Linked DNA regions of Homo sapiens: region 1 is linked to region 2. Evidence: chromatin contacts called from ENCODE Hi-C or POLR2A ChIA-PET data. All regions are on one chromosome and are shown on one strand. The core of a region is the stretch at or near the end of the contact, and the rest is flanking DNA. Distances in the headings are between cores, read along the strand shown. Region 1 overlaps STX8 (syntaxin 8). Region 2 overlaps PIK3R5 (phosphoinositide-3-kinase regulatory subunit 5).

What was found. Hi-C counts contacts between places; a loop is a spot of excess contacts on that map. ChIA-PET counts read pairs that join two places held with the same protein, here RNA polymerase II (POLR2A). Pooled maps may share reads with other maps.
Region 1: a loop to region 2 is called in a pooled map, with 4 times the contacts of the local background. The contact joins two enhancer-like sites. A Hi-C loop is called at or near these places in 1 of 50 pooled maps. POLR2A ChIA-PET finds 5 or more read pairs at or near these places in 2 of 52 experiments (K562 and PC-9).

What each region holds. Positions count from the first base shown.
Region 1 is chr17:9,454,906-9,459,613 of GRCh38, reverse strand. All of the region lies in intron 6 of STX8 (syntaxin 8), which reads left to right. Among named protein-coding and RNA genes, the nearest start is that of STX8, 120 kb to the left of the region's middle. Within about 2 kb of position 3,151, at least 3 of the 41 ENCODE cell types and tissues checked have a DNase peak (open chromatin) inside an H3K27ac peak, as active enhancers do.
Region 2 is chr17:8,939,065-8,943,597 of GRCh38, reverse strand. All of the region lies in intron 1 of PIK3R5 (phosphoinositide-3-kinase regulatory subunit 5), which reads left to right. Among named protein-coding and RNA genes, the nearest start is that of PIK3R5, 24 kb to the left of the region's middle. RefSeq lists enhancers at 1,438-1,517, 3,265-3,334 and a silencer at 3,955-4,064. Within about 2 kb of position 2,362, at least 9 of the 41 ENCODE cell types and tissues checked have a DNase peak (open chromatin) inside an H3K27ac peak, as active enhancers do.

The DNA of each region.
Region 1 (4,708 bases), core at 1,902-4,401, 520 kb before region 2:
AACCTGGGAGACAGAGCTTGCAGTGAGCCGAGATCATGCCACTGCACTCCAGCCTGGACGACAGAGCGAGGCTCCATACAAGGAAGTGATGTGTATTTCCCATTTGCTTCCTGTGAGCTTCCCGTCTGTGGTACACAAGATACGCTTCTTCACCCTGGCAGCAGCAGTTCTTTCCCTGAGGCAGCAGCTGGCTGAATTCAGTCCACGGGTTTTTCAACACTTGCACAATCAGCCTCTTCAGGTACCCTGGAGACACTTGTGTCACCTGAGCAGCACCTCCTCCTCCTCAGAATTTCGAGTTCACTTCCATGGGGGCCCTCGTCCAGGCTCTTTATTTTAATAATTTTCACCTCTTGCTTTTATCTCTTCTGCTCCCATGATACCTTAGAGTTCTGTTTTTACCCTCTCACCTAGTTAACAACTCTATGTCTTGTTAATGGCTCTCTCTGCCTTAAATTCTTTCTGTTAAAATAACTGGAGTGGGCCGGGCATGGTGGCTCACGCCTGTAATTCGAGCACTTTGGGAGGCCAAGGCAGGCGGATCACTAGGTCAGGAGATCGAGACCATCCTGGCTAACACGGTGAAACCCTGTCTCTACTAAAAAATACAAAAAGCATTAGCCGGGCGTGGTGGTGGGCGCCTGTAGTCCCAGCTACTCAGGAGGTTGAGGCAGGAGAATGGCGTGAACCCGGGAGGTGGAGCTTGCAGTGAGCCGAGATTGCACCACTGCACTCCAGCCTGGGCAACAGAGTGAGACTCCGTCTCAAAAAAAAAAAAAAAAAAATTAAATAACTGGAGTGATTTCTGTCGCCTGATCAGACCCTGGCCGATACGCCTATATAATTCAGGCCTCTGCTGTTTGGCTTCAGCTTCGTTCATCATATGACACTGTCATCTGGAAGAGCAGTCAGTCCTCTAAGCAGCCTCTCTGATCCATACTTCATATTGCATTGGGAGTGCTGGATTTCTTTGAGGAACAAGAGCACGAGAGCAAACTCGAAGTTAGAACCTCTCGTATATTTTCTAGCAAGTCATGCATTGGTCTTCTCAAAGTCATGATTACTTTTGAATTATTTTAAAAACTTATTTGATGTGTTTTTGAAGAATGTGGTAGAAAACAACAGATTTCAACTCAACTCTCCTGTGCTTAAGAGCCAGCATATTGGCAGGGCACGGTGGCTCACGCCTGTAATCCCAGCACTTTGGGAGGCCAAGGCGGGCGGATCACGAAGTCAGGAGATCGACACCATCCTGGCTGACACGGTGAAACCCCATCTCTACTAAAAATACAAAAAATTAGCCAGGCGTGGCAGTGGTCGCCTGTAGTCCCAGCTACTTGGGAGGTTAAGGCAGGAGAATGGCGTGAGCCCAGGAGGCGGAGCTTGCAGTGAGCCAAGATGGCGCCACTGCACTCCAGCCTGGACGACAGAGCGAGACTCCATCTCAAAAAAATAAAATTAAAAGCCAGCATATTTACTCCTCCATATATAATAGTATATGCAGAGGTAACCATAACTAGAATACATAGTAAAATTCAAACGAGCCTTGGTTTTCTTAGCAAGATTGGTTTAAGTACTGGACCTTTAGTTATAAGTATTCTGTAAATAGTAACTTTCTGCCCTTCTTGGTATTTGCTACATTATAGTGAATATGATGGCTGACTCTCCAACATCCATTCCAAATTCTTATCCTATGCCAATCACAGTGAACCTATTCTCCTTGTCAAAAATTGGATTGATAATGGGCAGGTAACCCGTTTCAGCCAATTAAACATGAAGGAAAATCTGCTCTAGGGCCTCTGGCTAAAGTTTTCTTCCTAGAAAGAAAGAGACCAGAAAGAGGTGTCTCACCTTTTTTATTCCTCTACAAAGTATGTCTGGATGTGGCATCTGAAACTTCTCTAATTAGTACCTTATGATCATGAGAACAGCCAGCCTGAGGGCAAAGCCCTCATTGAGGCTGGAAGAGCACAGAGATTATGGTAGGCAGAATTATAGCCCCCACTAGAGATATCCATGTCCTAGGCTCTGTAATCTGAAGATGTGTTACTTTACGTGGCCAGAGACTTTGCAGATGTGCTAAGGAAGGGTATGGCCTTGAGATGGAGAGAGAGTTTTGGATTCTCTGATGGGCCCAGTGTAACCACCAGAGTTCTTAAATGTGGAAGAGGGAGCAAGAGAGTCAGTGTTAGAGTGATGTGATGTGAGAGACTCGAGCAGTCATTGCTGGCTTAGAAGATAGAAGGGGCCACAAGCCAAGGAGTGTGGGCAGCCCCTAGAAGCTGGAAAGGCAAGGAAATGGATTCTCCTGGAGCCTCCAGAAAGGAAGACAGCCTTTCTGACACGTTGATTTTAACCCACGGAGACCTACGTCAGACATCTGACCTCTGGACCTATAAGATGATAACTTTGTATTGTTTTAAGGCACTAGGTGTGTGGGAATTGGTTATAGCAGCAGTAGGAAACTAGTAACGAGATGGAAAGAATGATGGCTGCTTGATGACTTTGCAGAACCTCAGCATTAGCCAACTCTAGAGCAACCCTGCATTTCTTACCATGAGAGACACATTTCTGTGATGTTTAATCCAGTTCGAGTCTCATTTTCTGCTACTTGCAGCCACAGCTGTCCTAAGCAAGATGCATACGTACTTAGCAGAGTTCTGTGTCTAAGGCGGACTCTAAATGAGTGTTTGCTGAATAGTGAAAAAATGCAGGAGAAAAAAACCCCAGAATCCACATCTAAAGAAGCAGGGCTGTTTTCCGATTCATAGTAAGTGTAATAACTTAGAACTTTTTTTTTGTTTTTTAAAAATAAAAGACACAAAAGATGTTTGGAAAGATGGATAAATTATTTGAATGCTGAGATGGCCTAGAACTTCAGCAGGTGCACTTTCAAATTGCCAGATTCATTTCCTATAGTGACCTCCAGGCATTCAGAGTCTCTTTTCTGAAATAACATTTCAGCAGATTCTGTGAACATGCCAAGAAGTGATTATTTTTACAAATCCAGATGATTTCCTAATTTAGGATGGCTCAAGCAGAGGAAGAAATGAAGGGAAACATAGACTCTTTTTCCATCTCCACAGAGTGGGAACAGCCCTGGTACTGGCTTGAAGCAAATGTTGCTGACAACTATGAAAGTGGTTATCACCGGACAGCTGTTCAGTGGCCTCAGTGAACTCAGCTGGAGGCCCAGCCCAGTTTCAGATCAGAGAGGCCAAAGATCAAATGGTGTTTCATTTGGTTTCCATGCCTTTTCTTCACTGCCTCTGGGTTTCAAATTAGTTTTTGTAATTTCTGTTCCAAAGACTGTCCTGAGACCCACAAGACTCGCTTCATCTGCCACCCCCCAAATACACTTGCTTAGCCTCACTTCCTCCCTCTCCTCCCTTTCACCAGCAAATGGGTTTTTTTAAAAAGTAATTCATTTCCGTGGGAAAATAGGAATTCTCTTATCATGACACCCAGCCCCTACCCATCTAGTGAGGGCCTTCTCTGAGGGTGGCGTATTTAAAAGCTTAACAGCCCTGATAGTTAGGATTCCTCCCAGGATCTGAATCCTGGGTGAAACACAGTTGGATCGTCAGGTTAGGGAGGGAGGGTGTGCTGGGAGAGTAAATTGTGCCCCCAGATCCCAGATGAGGATGAGCTGTACACTGCAGATGGGTTTGTTGATATGCCTTTGCATATGAGAAATGGTCAGAATCCTAATTAGACTTATTGGTTGCGTACCTCCCCCTTATAGTAGCAAGTTGTAAAGTTTTAGAAATAATTTTCAGAGACTCTTGGCTGGAAGACTGTTACAGAGTTAGCCCACTTTGTGAATAATATTGTATGTACTGTCTGCAGAGGACATTGACTGTTGCTGAAGTGTCTGTATTCCTGTCCATATTTTAAGTTTCTCCTTTTCTTCCCTTCCTGATACCATAGTCAAAATCTTACTGTTTTTATTCAGTTTTTTAAAAATTCTTATTGCATTGTAATATTTTCATTTGTGCTTTTTTTTACACCAAGATACCAAAATATTTTCCTTGCTGTGCCTTTTCTTGTAGCCACCAAAGCCTTCACTATTTTTCTTTTATTTTGTTTTGTTTTTATTTATTGATTGATTTTTGAGACAGAGTCTCGCTCTGTCGCCCAGGCTGGAGTGCAGTGGCGTGATCTCGGCTCACTGCAACCTCCGCCTCCTGGGTTCAAGCGATTTTCCTGCCTCAGTGTCCCGAGTAGCTGGGATTACAGGCGCGTGCCACCATGCCTGGCTAATTTTTTTGTATTTTTAGTAGAGACGGGGTTTCACCGTGTTAGGCAGGATGGTTTCAATCTCCTGACCTCATGATCCGCCCACCTCGGCCTCCCAAATTGCTAGGATTACAGGCGTGAGCCACCGCACCCAGCCTTGTTTTGTTTTTTAAGAGACAGGGTCTTGCTCTGTCACCCAGGCTGGAGTGCAATGGTGTCATCATGGCTTACTGCAACCTCAAGCAATCCTCCCACCTGAGCCTTCCAAGTAGTTGGGACTACAAGTGCACACCACCACACCTGGCTAATTTTTTAATTTTTTGTAGAGACGGGGTTTTGCTGTCTTGCCCAGGCTGGTCTCAAACTCCTGACCTCAAGTGATGCTCCCGCCTTGACCTTCCAAAGCGCTGGGATTACAGGCATGAGCCACTGTGCCCACTTTAAACTGTTTAATCTACTGTTGTAAAAA
Region 2 (4,533 bases), core at 1,113-3,612:
GTTTCACCCATATTGGCCAGGCTGGTCTCGAACTCCTGACCTGATGATGCATCCGCCTCGGCCTCCCAAAGTGCTGGGATTACAGGCATGAGCCACCGCGCCCAGCCAAGAATGTCTCTTTTCTTGAGAGATGTGTGCTCAAGTATTAGATTGAACCCCACGAAATTGCTAATATCTTCTCATGTTTAATATGATTCAATCAAGGCCAGGCATGGTGGCTCACACCTATAATCTCAGCACTTTGGGAGGCCAAGGCAAGGCAGGAGGATTGCTTGAGGCCAGGAGTTTGAGACCAGCCTGGACAACGTATTGAGACTCCATCTCTACAAAAACAAACAAACAAACAAAATTAAAAATTAGCCAGGCTTTGTAGTGCACACCTGTAGCCCCAGCTACTCAGGAGGCTGAGGTGGGAGGATTATTTGAGCCTGGGAGTTCAAGGTTGCAGTGAGATGTGATTGTGTCACTGCACTCCAGCCTGTGCAACAGAGCGAGACCCTGTCTCCTGACGAAAAAAAAAAGAAAAAGAAAAAGGTTCAAGCTGATGTTTAGGAGTGATGTGCTATGATGTCCACAGCCTGCAACTCACTTTCAAATGTTTTAGCAAAGTGTGTGTGTGTGTGTGTGTGTGTGTATGACGTGATCTGCTTTGTCCAGCTGGCGCAGCAGCCAAATAAGAATAAGGCTGACAGGGCCGGGTGCAGTGGTTCACACCTGTAATCCCAGCACTTTGGGAGGCCGAGGCGGGCGGATCATGAGGTCAGGAGATCGAGACCATCCTGGCTAACACGGTGAAACCCCTTCTCTACTAAAAAATACAAAAAATTAGCCGGGCGTGGTGGCGGACGCCTGTAGTCCCAGCTACTCAGGAGGCTGAGGCAGGAGAATGGCGTGAACCCGGGAGGCGGAGCTTGCAGTGAGCAGAGATCGCACCACTGCACTCCAGCCTGGGCGACAGAGCGAGACTCTGTCTCAAAAAAGAAAGAAAGAAAGAAAAAGAATAAGGCTGACAGGAGATGAAGGCTGCATAGCTTCCCTCTGTCTTCCTTCCTCCCACCCAAGACACCTCACCCCCTCCTGCAGACTGTCTTTTGAACCTGCCCCTGTCAGGGTGTTGGTGGGGCTGAGCAGAGCTCCTGCAGATGGGGGGTTGTGGCATGGGTGAGGTGGCAGGAATGGGTGAGGCAGCAGTGGGGGCAGGAGCTGCAAGGAGGCTCCGACTATGGGTGGAACAGAGAAGAGGCTGCAGGGTGGGGGCAGGGAGGGGCTCTCCAGGGGCAGCTGTGTATTTCTGGATGGGGTCAGGCCGGCAGAGGTCAGGTGTGGTTTCCTGGGAGGTGGCCAAGATAGGAAGGGGCACAGGTCCTGGGGTCACTAGACTGATTTCAGCCCCAGCTCGAGGGTCTGCCCTTCCCTCTAGGGGCTTTTGAAAGACCCCAGGACCCTGTGAGACCCTCTGCAATGGAAGGGAGAGAAGCTGGAGATGGGATGGGAGATGAGGGCCCCGTTGTGAGGAGCTGGCAGGGTGACCTCGCCTCTACCTGAGCTGTCAGCTCCCTGTCTCCAAGGAAACCCGGCCCCCTGAGCCTCCCTGAAGCCCCCACGCCCATCTAACGGGAAATTCTCAGAGAATTCAGATGGTCATGGGAAAGTCCATACATGTAAATCCTCCCGAAGGGTCTTCTGAGTAAATAGGGGGATCTTTCTGTTTTCCCCTGTCCTACTGCCTGCATCTCGATGCCTGCATTAATGCAGCAGGCAGGATTGAGGGAGGCCGTAGGATGAACTGGCTGACAGGTGGTGACAGGTTGATATCCACAGGCCGCAAGCAGCAGGGACAACCACGGCAGGTGTTCCCTAGAGGGTTCCTGGCCACACTCCTCTCGGGATCATTGCCCTGCAGACCCTGCCGCCTGCCCCGCCACATCCTGTGCCACGGTGCCGCGTGGGCCGCTCTCGAAGCACAGGCCAGATGTGCAAATTCTGCGGCTGTGCCTGGGGGCAAGCGCAGCACAGCTTGCTTTTCTTGGAAATCATTGGTGATTTGTTAGAAAAACAGGAAACATTGGGGCTGCTGGTGTACATTTTGACTTTTTTGTTTTTGTTTTTGAACTCCTTTCATCTGTCTCAGAATCAGGGTGTTTTAAGGGTATTATTCTGTTCAACTTAGTCCTTCAAGCCGTCTCTGGTCACTCTTCCCTCTCTGCACATCCCCTTTTTTTCTTTCTCCTTCTTGTCTTCTGCTGCCTTCTTCCCCCAACCCGAATCACTGCGTGGGGAGGGGGCCAGATCCAGAGAACCATGGAAATGTGCTGGTGAGTCACCTTGGCCACGTGCCTCTGTGGAGCCTGGCCTCCCTGCACCTGCCTCCCTACTCTCTGCCTCCCCACCAACCCCATATCTATCCCGCTACACCCCTCAGTCATGGTGGTTAGACAGGAAGCAAAGTGGTCTCTGCACAGTAGGACCTGCTGCAACTGGGACAGCTGGAGTGGCTCCCATTGTCCTGCTGCTGACACACAGGGATGCTGTGGCTGTGATCAGAAGTTGTTCTTCCCTGCTGGGTCACAGTGGAGCTGGAGGGGCCCTCATTTCTTTACCCACTGGAACACTGAGGCTGAGAGAGGAGCGGGGATGCCTTGAATAAAGAAGAGGAAGGGGTGAGGAGGTCTGGGTCCACACTCTGGCTGTGTCCCAACTCAGCTCCTCCCTGCCTCTCTCTCAAAAACACAGCAGGGGCCAGGCACAGTGGCTCGCACCTGTAATCCCAACACTTTGGGAGGACGAGGCAGGCAGATCACCTGAGGTTAGGAGTTTGAGACCAGCCTGGCCAACGTGGTGAAACCCTGTCTCTACTAAAAATACAAAAATTAGCCAGGCATGATGGCTCATGCCTGTAATCCCAGCTACTCGGAAGGCTGAGGCAGGAGAATCACTTGAACCTGGGAGGCGGAGGTTGCAGAGCCGAGATTGCACCAGTGCACTCCAGCCTGGGCAACAAGAGCAAAACTTTGTCTCTAAAAACAAAAACAAAAACAAAAAACAAACAAACAAAAAAACCTTAGCAGGCAGGAGGCTGGGAACTGTGGTCGTTTTGTGTATGGGATCTTCAGGAAAGTGTTACAAGGCTGCTGTTTGCTGGCGTCCCTTCGTGAGTTTTCCTGGGTCCCATCTTGTCAGGGATGAGCTCTTGAGGATGGCCGGTGGTTGCTTTGGGATTGTTCTTAAGCCTTCTTGCAGCAGCTCTGAACTTCATAATGTACCACGGTGGAGAGACTCCTCTCCCATTTTATGGTCAAGTAAACAGGTCCAGAGAGGTTCTCCATTCCCTAAACAGGCCCCAGTGAGGTGAGAAGGGCAGGGCCTCCCACGTGCCCAGCTGCTTGCCCCAGGTTGGGGGCTCTTCCCTGCTGGGCTCTGCTCCTGGGTTTTCATCAATGCAGGAGGCTCTGACACCACACCTTCAGCCAGGCCCCCATCTCCCAGGGGAAGCAGGCTTAGGGGCTGCCCTTGTGAAGTCATACAAGAAGCCTGATATGAGAGATTAGAAACTCCCCGCAGCTCTCTGGGGGTTGTTTTTAAAAGGAATTAAACTGTCCTGAGAGAGATGTGTAAGACTAAGCTGAGATGGGGACCACCATGAGAACTGAAACACTCTATTTGGAGCTTTCCAGAAATACGCAGATTTGAGGAATTCTGGAGTAGGGAAGGACATTGGGGCAGGAAGGTGACCCCTTCTCACACCAGGACTCCAGAATACATGAATATCAAAAGGCAATGACAGTCCCTGGGAGAGGGAGGGGCCACGTTCCCATTCCTCTTGGCTGCACAGCTTCTGGGGAGCAGAGATTCTCAGCCAGGCATCCGTGAACTTGGATGGAGAACACGTGGCATCGTTATTTTCACTCACCTGTAACTGAAGTTCGCATTTGAACGTAGGCAAAAACCACAGTCATATCAGTAGCACCTGTGACTTTGTCACCAACAGAAATCCAGATGTTTTCGTGTCACTTTGAGGTTGCAGATACCTCAAATGTCATTCATGCTCTTTACTACGTTTAGGTGATCACAGTGATTAGACTCACTGCTGGGCTTTTATTATTTCATGTGTTAATGAGAAGAACGTATACTCCCATTTCATAAATCTGATGATTTAAAAATAGTTTGACCATTGTATTTCAGTGTAACTCATTTCCTTTGCAATTCTGTGTATTTTATTTCATGCATTTAAAGCATTATTCTGAAGAGGGGTCTGTAGATGTCAGACTGCTGAATGGTCCCATGGTGCAAAAAAGTTTAGGAATTCCTACTGCTGGAGCAATTGGGTAGAGAATTCGAGGTGTTACCTGACAGCTGGGGAGGGCTTTGGTGTTCGGCAGGCCTGAGTTAGCATCATTGCTCTCACTTGCTGCAGATCCTGAGAAAGTGACTTTATCTCTCAGAGCCATCGTTTCCTTATGTGTAAAACAGAGATGAAGAATGACCACCTGGAAGGATTGTCCCATGTGAAAGTGCCTGCCTCTTCCAGCAGCT